Linked DNA regions of Homo sapiens: all the other regions are linked to region 1. The links are chromatin loops, found by intact Hi-C in ENCODE. Cell type or tissue: Caco-2. All regions are shown on one strand. Region 1 has its middle 25 kb from the start of KCNIP1. Region 2 overlaps KCNIP1 (potassium voltage-gated channel interacting protein 1). Region 3 overlaps KCNIP1 (potassium voltage-gated channel interacting protein 1).

Region 1 (2,500 bases):
AAAGATTTGGGGCTTTATCCAAATGGACTTTATTGTAGTTGTATTCATTTGATACCTTTTGTAAGTTCCTTGTTTAGTTATTACATGATTATCATAAAGTTTGGGAGCATAATGGTTAGAAAGATATCACAGACTTAGGAAAAGGATGCATGTTCCTTTAATTTGGCTCTTTTAATGGACTGAGAGACTATGCAACGCTCATGGCTGGAGGACAAGCTTCCCCGGCCTTCCAGTCCCATAAGGACACCTGCTGTTAATGGCAGTCCTGATGGAGTGTAGATCCCTCGGGCTGCCATCCTCACAAAGGTGTGTTACTTTCTGGCTGGCAGCTCCAGATGGCCCTAGGGACTCTGAACTCAGCCTGTGTCCGAAGGCTTACTGCAAGACTGTGCGACTCCACCATGGTCAGTTTCCCCGGGGAACCATCTCTCTACCAAGCCCAGTTTTCCATTGCAAGAACAATTGCCAAGATGTCTAAGTTTCTATGTGAGAATTTTGGCATCTTGGGTTCCTTTTAAATAGGACACACTTGTATGCTCTAAAGAAAAAAAGAAAAGGTTTCTCATGAAGCATTAGCTTTCAAGATTACAGTTCGGTAGGATGTTCAAGATGCTTAGGGTGAATAAAAATGACAGACAGCTGAACACTTCCTATAAATGAAACACCAATATAGATCTAAGTTTCATGCATGACTCTCAATGTGGTTAATGAAAAGGAAGATAAAAAAAAAAAAGGTTGGCCATATTTGCAGGGCATTTGCTCCCAAATGTTTCAATCCTGTTTTCTTTAGACTTTGAAAAGGGGGATTGCACGTTATCTGTCAAGAAGGCATCAAAGCAGAGAAATCCACAAATGTGTAGTGTCAGATAGAATTCAAGCCTTCAGAAAGGACTCCACTCCTTTGGTTACTAAGAGAACTAGGGGCTTGTATTTCTAAGATGTCACTAGCTGGAGGCGCTGAGCAGGTAATGGTCTATGTTTTCCTAGACTATAAAATCCTGATTATATGGTTTAATAAAATAAGAATCTCAGAGTTCTGATGGAAAACAAGTAAACTTCAGGTCTTAGCAGGCACTAGCAGAAAGCACCAGAGAAAACTGGGGGAGAGGTTAGGACTCCTGTCCCAAAGATCCCCCTCAATTATCCTGCCATGTTATCAGTTCCCTCTTTACATGTTACCAAACATGACTACTAATTTCTATTTTTTTCCAAGACTATTAGATGTATTCAAAATTCACTCTTCTTACAAGGATAGAGAAAAGTGCCTATCGATGCTTAATAACCCAACATATATTTAATAGAAGAATTAAATCACCTTCTGCAAAGGACCAAGAAAAGCTCCATTTGATCAATTCCTTTAAGACATGAAGACTTCTCCTTTTCTAAGAATCGCCATAGTAAAATGCAAGCTCAGCATGACATACCCCAAGGAAAAATGTATCTGTCCCTTCTGCTTTTACTACAGTTCCATAAGGGTAATACCGAGTTGTTTTGCCCACATGGGGGCTCTGGAATCTTGGCTGTGATGCATTGGTAGGATATTTGTCACCAAAACTGACTCAGCAATCAGTTAAATATTAAACAAAGCACTGATTAGTGTTCCTGATTCATATTTGTGCTTTGTTTAACATTTAACTTCCGAATTTTATACATCTATTAAACAATATTCCTCTTGACATTCGAACACTATCTGCACAATTAATAAATCAAAAACTTATTAAAAATTGAAACAATTAAAAATTCCCAAACTTATAAACCATTGTTTACAAAATTATTTAACCACACTCTCCAACACTTTTAAATAAAACCATAAGTTTAATATGTCAGACCCTTTTAAATGTTTCAAACACCTAAAAAGTCAGCAAAAATGCACACAAAACGTCATACTGATTGAAAAATATATATGCACACTTACCTTTACACTGGTTACAAAGGCATGAAGATTATGGGTATATATTGGTTTTAAAAAGTACTTTTATACTTATTCTTATATTTTCTCTGTTACTTTCTTAGAGTCAATGCGATCGTTTCCTAGGATTAGAGTATGAAGTGATACAGTTTCTCCTAAGAATACAAATTTCTTTCAGAACCAAAAGAAAAATAATCTCAGGCCAGCCAGCTCTGGGGTTACTGATTCTTATTTGAAACTGATAAAGTGTCTCCCAACATTATTGCACTTGAGCTTAAATGTGGCCTAAGAATATAAAAGTCCGTGCCTTCACATTGGTATCCTTTTCTGAGACCAGAGTGTTTCCTAAAGTGCGCTTCATCTCCTAGGAGACTAGGGATTTTTTTTTTTTTTTTTTGAGACAAAGTCTCGCTCTATCACCCAGGCTAGAGTGCAGTGTTGTGATCTCGGCTCACTGCAGCCTCTGCCTCCTGGGTTCAAGAGATTCTCATGCCACCACGCCTGGTTAATTTTTTGTATTTTTTGTATTTGAGATGGGGTCTCTCCATATTTCACAGGCTGGTCTCAAACTCCCAGGATCAAGTGATCCAC
Region 2 (2,500 bases), 92 kb after region 1:
TTTTCCCTAGGACCATTGTCATGGATGGGGATAGGAGAGCCATCTAAGGTCCCTGCCCATCTGCAACACTCTCCTGTTTCTGCTCCGATGCTCTACGATGTCGTACGTGGCAGAGCCAGCCCAGCGTGGACTTCAGCTCTCCCAGTAACTGGCTGAGTGATATTAGAAAAGTCACTGAGCCTCTATTTTCTATAAAATTAAGAAAAATCACACTCCCTTATAAAATCCTTAGGGAAATTAAAGATCCTTGGGAAAATAGATCTCTTACAGGCATATCTTGGATACCTGATCAATGATAGCTGCTATAGTCTTCTTCTGATCATGCTTTTCATAATAATCATCTTAATCATTACTGGCATTCAAAGCCATGAAGCACCTGGGAGAAGGAGAAGCTGATCTGTCCATGCCTGTCTCCTTTGGAAAATGCACGCTGTTACACTTCCCCACATGTTCAAATTCATACTCTCTCCCCCACCCCCTTTTTTGAGTGCCCCCAATAGGCACTTGAGAAGGCTGAAGCTGGGATTGTAAACTGCCAGATCTCCTGCCTTGCTCTCACCCCTTGTTCCAAATCTTATCAAATATTAAAAGCTGTGAAATAGAGGCAGGTTTTAAATCATTTTAATCACAGCATTCCTCAGCCTGCTCAAAAGGGCTCAAAGGAATCGATTCAGAAGTGGTAATTATGACTGTGGCCCCGTGCCAGGCGGCGGGTCAGCATTGGAGCACCAGCGACAGACGGCCGGCACTGACTGGGGAGGGCTCCTCCCAGGTGGGGACACCGAACAGGAGATGCCTCCTGGGAGGAAATAAAGCTAAGTCATCCCAGGCTGGGTATCAGGTTTTAAAATTCATAACCAAGTCAACTGAAAATCAGCTTACCTTTATTAAGTCCCCCACTAAGTGCCAGATGCTTTTAGCCTCATTTAACCCTCAGATAACTCCTGGAGGTATGTGTCATTATCCTGATTTATAAGTGAGGAAACTGAGGCTAAAAAATGATAAGTAGTGTCCCAAAGCCAATCAAAAAGTAGCTCAACTAGATCTATCCAGCTTGGAAGCCTGCAATTTGTTCTCTGTGTTTTGGTCACGCTCAGATTCTGAGGACTGCTGCAAAAATGTTGAAGGAGGTGCTACCCACAGGTCCCCTGCTGTCCTTCTCCAGCCTCCACCATCTGCCCGGTCCTCACTCACTTTCCTCCCTCTTCCCCCACATTGTCTTTTGGACTCTGGTTGACTCTTGCTGTCCTCTGGCTACTGGGATTCATCCATGCACATTAGAACCCAGTTAGGTCACTAACCCTTTGACCATCACAGCCCAGCTGTCATATCCCTCCCTAGACTCATCTCTTCCCTGGCCCTTTCACCTCCATGCTGTATACTCCAGCAAGACTTAGCTTCCTCCAGTTCCTCCAGCACCTTTCTCTCCTGCCTTCTTGCCTGTGCGCAGGCTTTTCCCCAACTGGAGCAACTTGCTCTGTCTCCACCTCCAGGTCTCAGTTGAAACATCACTTCTTCCTGGAAAGACTGCTGACTCCTAGGTATTTTTCCCCTAATTTATACCACCGTGGCCAGGGCTTTTCTGCTATGACGGCACCCAGCACTTGGTTGGGGTTACTTGTTTGAATTGTTGGGATTCCTTTTACTGGCCAGACTGGAGGAGGACAGAGAGCACGTCCATCTGACTCACCACAGTCCAGGGCTAAGCAGGGTTGCCGGTACATGGCAGGCACTCAGTAGACAATGGCTGAGTGAGTTATGTCAATAATGGGACCGTGCTTAAATGTGGACATTTCTGGGGGCTCAGGGAATAGGTCATTCTGTGGGCCAGACAAAGCATGCAAGTGAGCAGAGCTGGCCCTTCGCCTACAAAATACCGAAGAATATTCTTCAATATCACAAGAAAGTATCTTTTCCATCATTTTTCTTGAAAAATGCATCCCTCCTGATCTATCTTTCATTTCCTCACATTTAATAGAGATGTGAATACAGAGAACTATATCTCTACTATAAGACAAATAGCACCCTACGCACAGTAATGACAGCCCAAGTAGTCTACTTGTAGGAACAATGAAAGGAAGTGATGGGGGCTGGGGTGAATGGAGGTGCACCGAGCCTGTCTAAAGAGGCTGCTGCTTCTCAACCTCAGCCTGGTATTGCCCAAGGAAATGTGAACCAGTGCAGCCAGATTTCCTGACTTCAAGAGGAGCTGGAAATCGACTGTATGCGTAATGTCCCAATTTTTAAGAGCTGCCTCAATTGAACACGCACAGGCACAAACAAAAACAAAATAAACAAGCCAAATGCAACATCTGCTGAGAGGTTTTGGTTCTTGGATTGCAACCTCTGCACACATTTTCCCACTAAATAAAGAAAAGCTCCTTGCAGATGGACCCCGGTGGGACCTCCAATACCCGGAATGCACCGAATGGCTGGGATTTGTGTGGCCCCAAAACCCTCCCTTCTTGCGCTCACAGTGCTTTCTTGAAGCTTCAGCAAA
Region 3 (2,500 bases), 140 kb after region 1:
TTATGGGTCTCAAGATGAAATCATCTTGGATTTGGGGTCTATCCGAAATCCAGTGACTGATGTCCTTATAAAAAGAAGGGATACAGGCCGGGGCCAGTAGCTCACGCCTGTAATCCCAGCACTTTGGGAGGCTGAGGCAGGCAGATCACTTGAGGTTAGGAGTTCAAGACCAGCCTGGCCAACATGGTGAAACCCCGTCTCTACTAAAAATACAAAAATTAGCTGGGTGTGGTGGTGAGCACCCATAATCCCAGCTACTCGGGAGGCTGAGGCAAGAGAATTGCTTGAACCCAGGAGGCAGAGGTTGCAGTGAGCCGAGATCGCGCCACTGCACTCCAGCCTAGGTGACAAGCGTGAGACTCTGTCTCAAAAAAAAAAAAAAAAAGAGTGGATACAGAGAGGCAGTGAAGAAGGCTGTGTGCAAAGACAGGCAGAGGTTAGTGGGATGCAGCGCGAGGCTAAGGAGTGTCTGGGGCCACCAGAAGCCAGGGAAGCCTAGGAAGGGTTTTCCTAGAGCCTTTGGAGGGAGCACAGCCCTGCTGACACCCTGACTTCAGACTCCCAGCCTCCAGAGCTGGGAAGGGATAAGTAGCTGTTGCTTTAAACCAGTGGTCCCCAACCCTTTTGGCACCAGAAACCGGTTTTGGTTCAGTGGAAGACAATTTTTCCACGGACAGGGTGTGTGGGGTGGGAGATGGTTTCAGGATGAAACTGTTCCGCCTCTGATCATCAGGCATTAGCATTAGTTAGATTCTCATAAGGAGTGAGCAACCTAGATCCTTCGCATGCGCAGTTCGCAATAGGGTTCATGCTCCTATGAGAACCTAATGCGGCGGCTGATCTGACAGGAGCGGAGCTCAGGCGGTAATGCTTGCTCGCCAGCTCACCTGCTGTGCAGCCGGGGTCCTAACAGGCCACAGACCCATCCGTGGCCCAGGGGATTGGCGACCCCTGTCTTTTTTTTTTTCTTTTTTTTGAGATGGAGTTTCGCTCTTGTTGCCCAGGCTGGAGTGCAATGGCACGATCTCGACTCTTCAACCTCCGCCTCCTGGGTTCAAGCCATTCTCCTCCCTCAGCCTCCCAAGTAGCTGGGATTACAGGCACCCGCCACCATACCTGGCTAATTTTTGTATTTTTAGTAGAGATGGGGTTTCTCCATGTTGGTCAGGCTGGTCTTGAACTCCCGACCTCAAGTGATCCGCCCACCTCAGCCTCCCAAAGTGCTGGGATTACAGGCGTGAGCCACCACGACCTGCCCGGGGACCCCTGTCTTAAACCACCCCAGCCTGTGATACTTTGTTATGGTGACCCTAAGAGGCAAATACACCCTCCTTTCCCCAACCTCTCCCCTCAGACGAAACCGATGCGAAAAGTGCTTCATGAAGTTTCAGGTAAAGAAGTCTGGGACGAAAAGGGATAGTGAGGATGGCGGGAGGGGCTGAACTCCAAATGGGCTTATCAAGGCTCTGCAAAATGGCGTGACGGCGCTGCCCCCTTCTGGTGGCCTGAAGACTAACGCACATGATGTCAAGTGCGGGGCCCAAGTACTCAGGAAAAGGTTCTCATTTGGACACTGGGAGGTCTTACATTGGGGGCCCTGAGCCTCCAGCCCTTCCAAATCTATTCTCAGCAGGAGCTCAGCCACACCTGTGTCCCAGAACTGAGGCCAGGCCCAGCCTTCACTCCACGCCCAGCCAGCCCCAAGGAACCGACTCCCTGAGGCTCTATGCTCCCTGCCTCCAGTGGCCCCGTGTCTGGGAAATAGTGGCCCTGGCCTGATGCCCTGACCTGGGCAATCCATCCCCTGGTCCTCTCAGCTCCCGGGCCCAGGTTTTCTGGGCTACTTTAACCAGGGCAAACTCATTCCTCGAGTACAAAATAAAAGATTCGAACAGCATAATCAAATAGGTCATACCCATAAATCAACACATTTGAGCACCTATTTTGTTGTTCTTTCACTAATCCAAACCATATTTATTGAGCATCTACTATGTGCCATTCTCCAGTAGCCATTCTAGGTGCAGGGGATACAGCAGAGACCTTGAAAAAAGGAACAGTCTCTGATCTTGCTGAGCTTAGAGTCAAGTGGAGGTGAGGAGGAAGGAAATGAATTAACAACTAAGTGAAGCAGAAGGTAACCAATTGATTGACTGACGAAGGGGTACAAACAACAAACACCTTCCTTTCTCCAAACTCTATCTTTAACTGTATTCTCTCGTTTTCCTTCCTCTCCATTTTACAATCATTTTACAACATCTCTGGCTATTCTCCTATATTTCTGATCACTTCGGTTCTCATCACAATAATAATTTCAGTTTTCAAGCATTGGAAAGTCCCATCCAATTAAAATGTCAATCTCACACGCAGTTTAAACGTTTCGCCTGCCCGTGAGCTCAGACCTGTCTTGGTGCCTCAGTTCTTGTGTGGAGGGGAGGAGAGGAGAGGGGAGGGGAGGAGAGGAAAGGAGACCGGGGAGGTGGGGGGGGAGAGGGGAGGGGAG

What was found. Peaks named below come from ENCODE experiments on the same cell type or tissue, not always from the same donor. Only the 100,000 strongest peaks of a DNase experiment are listed, where the experiment ranks them.
Region 2: a loop joins it to region 1, with 9 times the contacts of the local background. A loop is called at or near these places in 2 of 110 quality-filtered maps.
Region 3: it touches region 1 in a loop (18-fold over the local background); 3 of 110 quality-filtered maps call a loop at or near these places.

The regions. Positions count from the first base shown.
Region 1 is chr5:170,478,189-170,480,688 of GRCh38, forward strand. It overlaps a transcript of KCNIP1 not described here. Among named protein-coding and RNA genes, the nearest start is that of KCNIP1, 25 kb to the right of the region's middle. In Caco-2, no CTCF peak of the experiment used is centred here; a DNase peak (open chromatin) is centred at 1,501.
Region 2 is chr5:170,569,976-170,572,475 of GRCh38, forward strand. All of the region lies in intron 1 of KCNIP1 (potassium voltage-gated channel interacting protein 1), which reads left to right. Among named protein-coding and RNA genes, the nearest start is that of KCNIP1, 67 kb to the left of the region's middle. In Caco-2, no CTCF peak of the experiment used is centred here; no DNase peak of the experiment used is centred here; H3K27me3 peaks cover 94 bases.
Region 3 is chr5:170,622,255-170,624,754 of GRCh38, forward strand. The region is part of intron 1 of KCNIP1 (potassium voltage-gated channel interacting protein 1); the gene reads left to right. Among named protein-coding and RNA genes, the nearest start is that of KCNIP1-AS1, 58 kb to the right of the region's middle. RefSeq lists an enhancer at 1,311-1,605. In Caco-2, a CTCF peak has its summit at 1,503 (motif pointing left); a DNase peak (open chromatin) is centred at 1,482.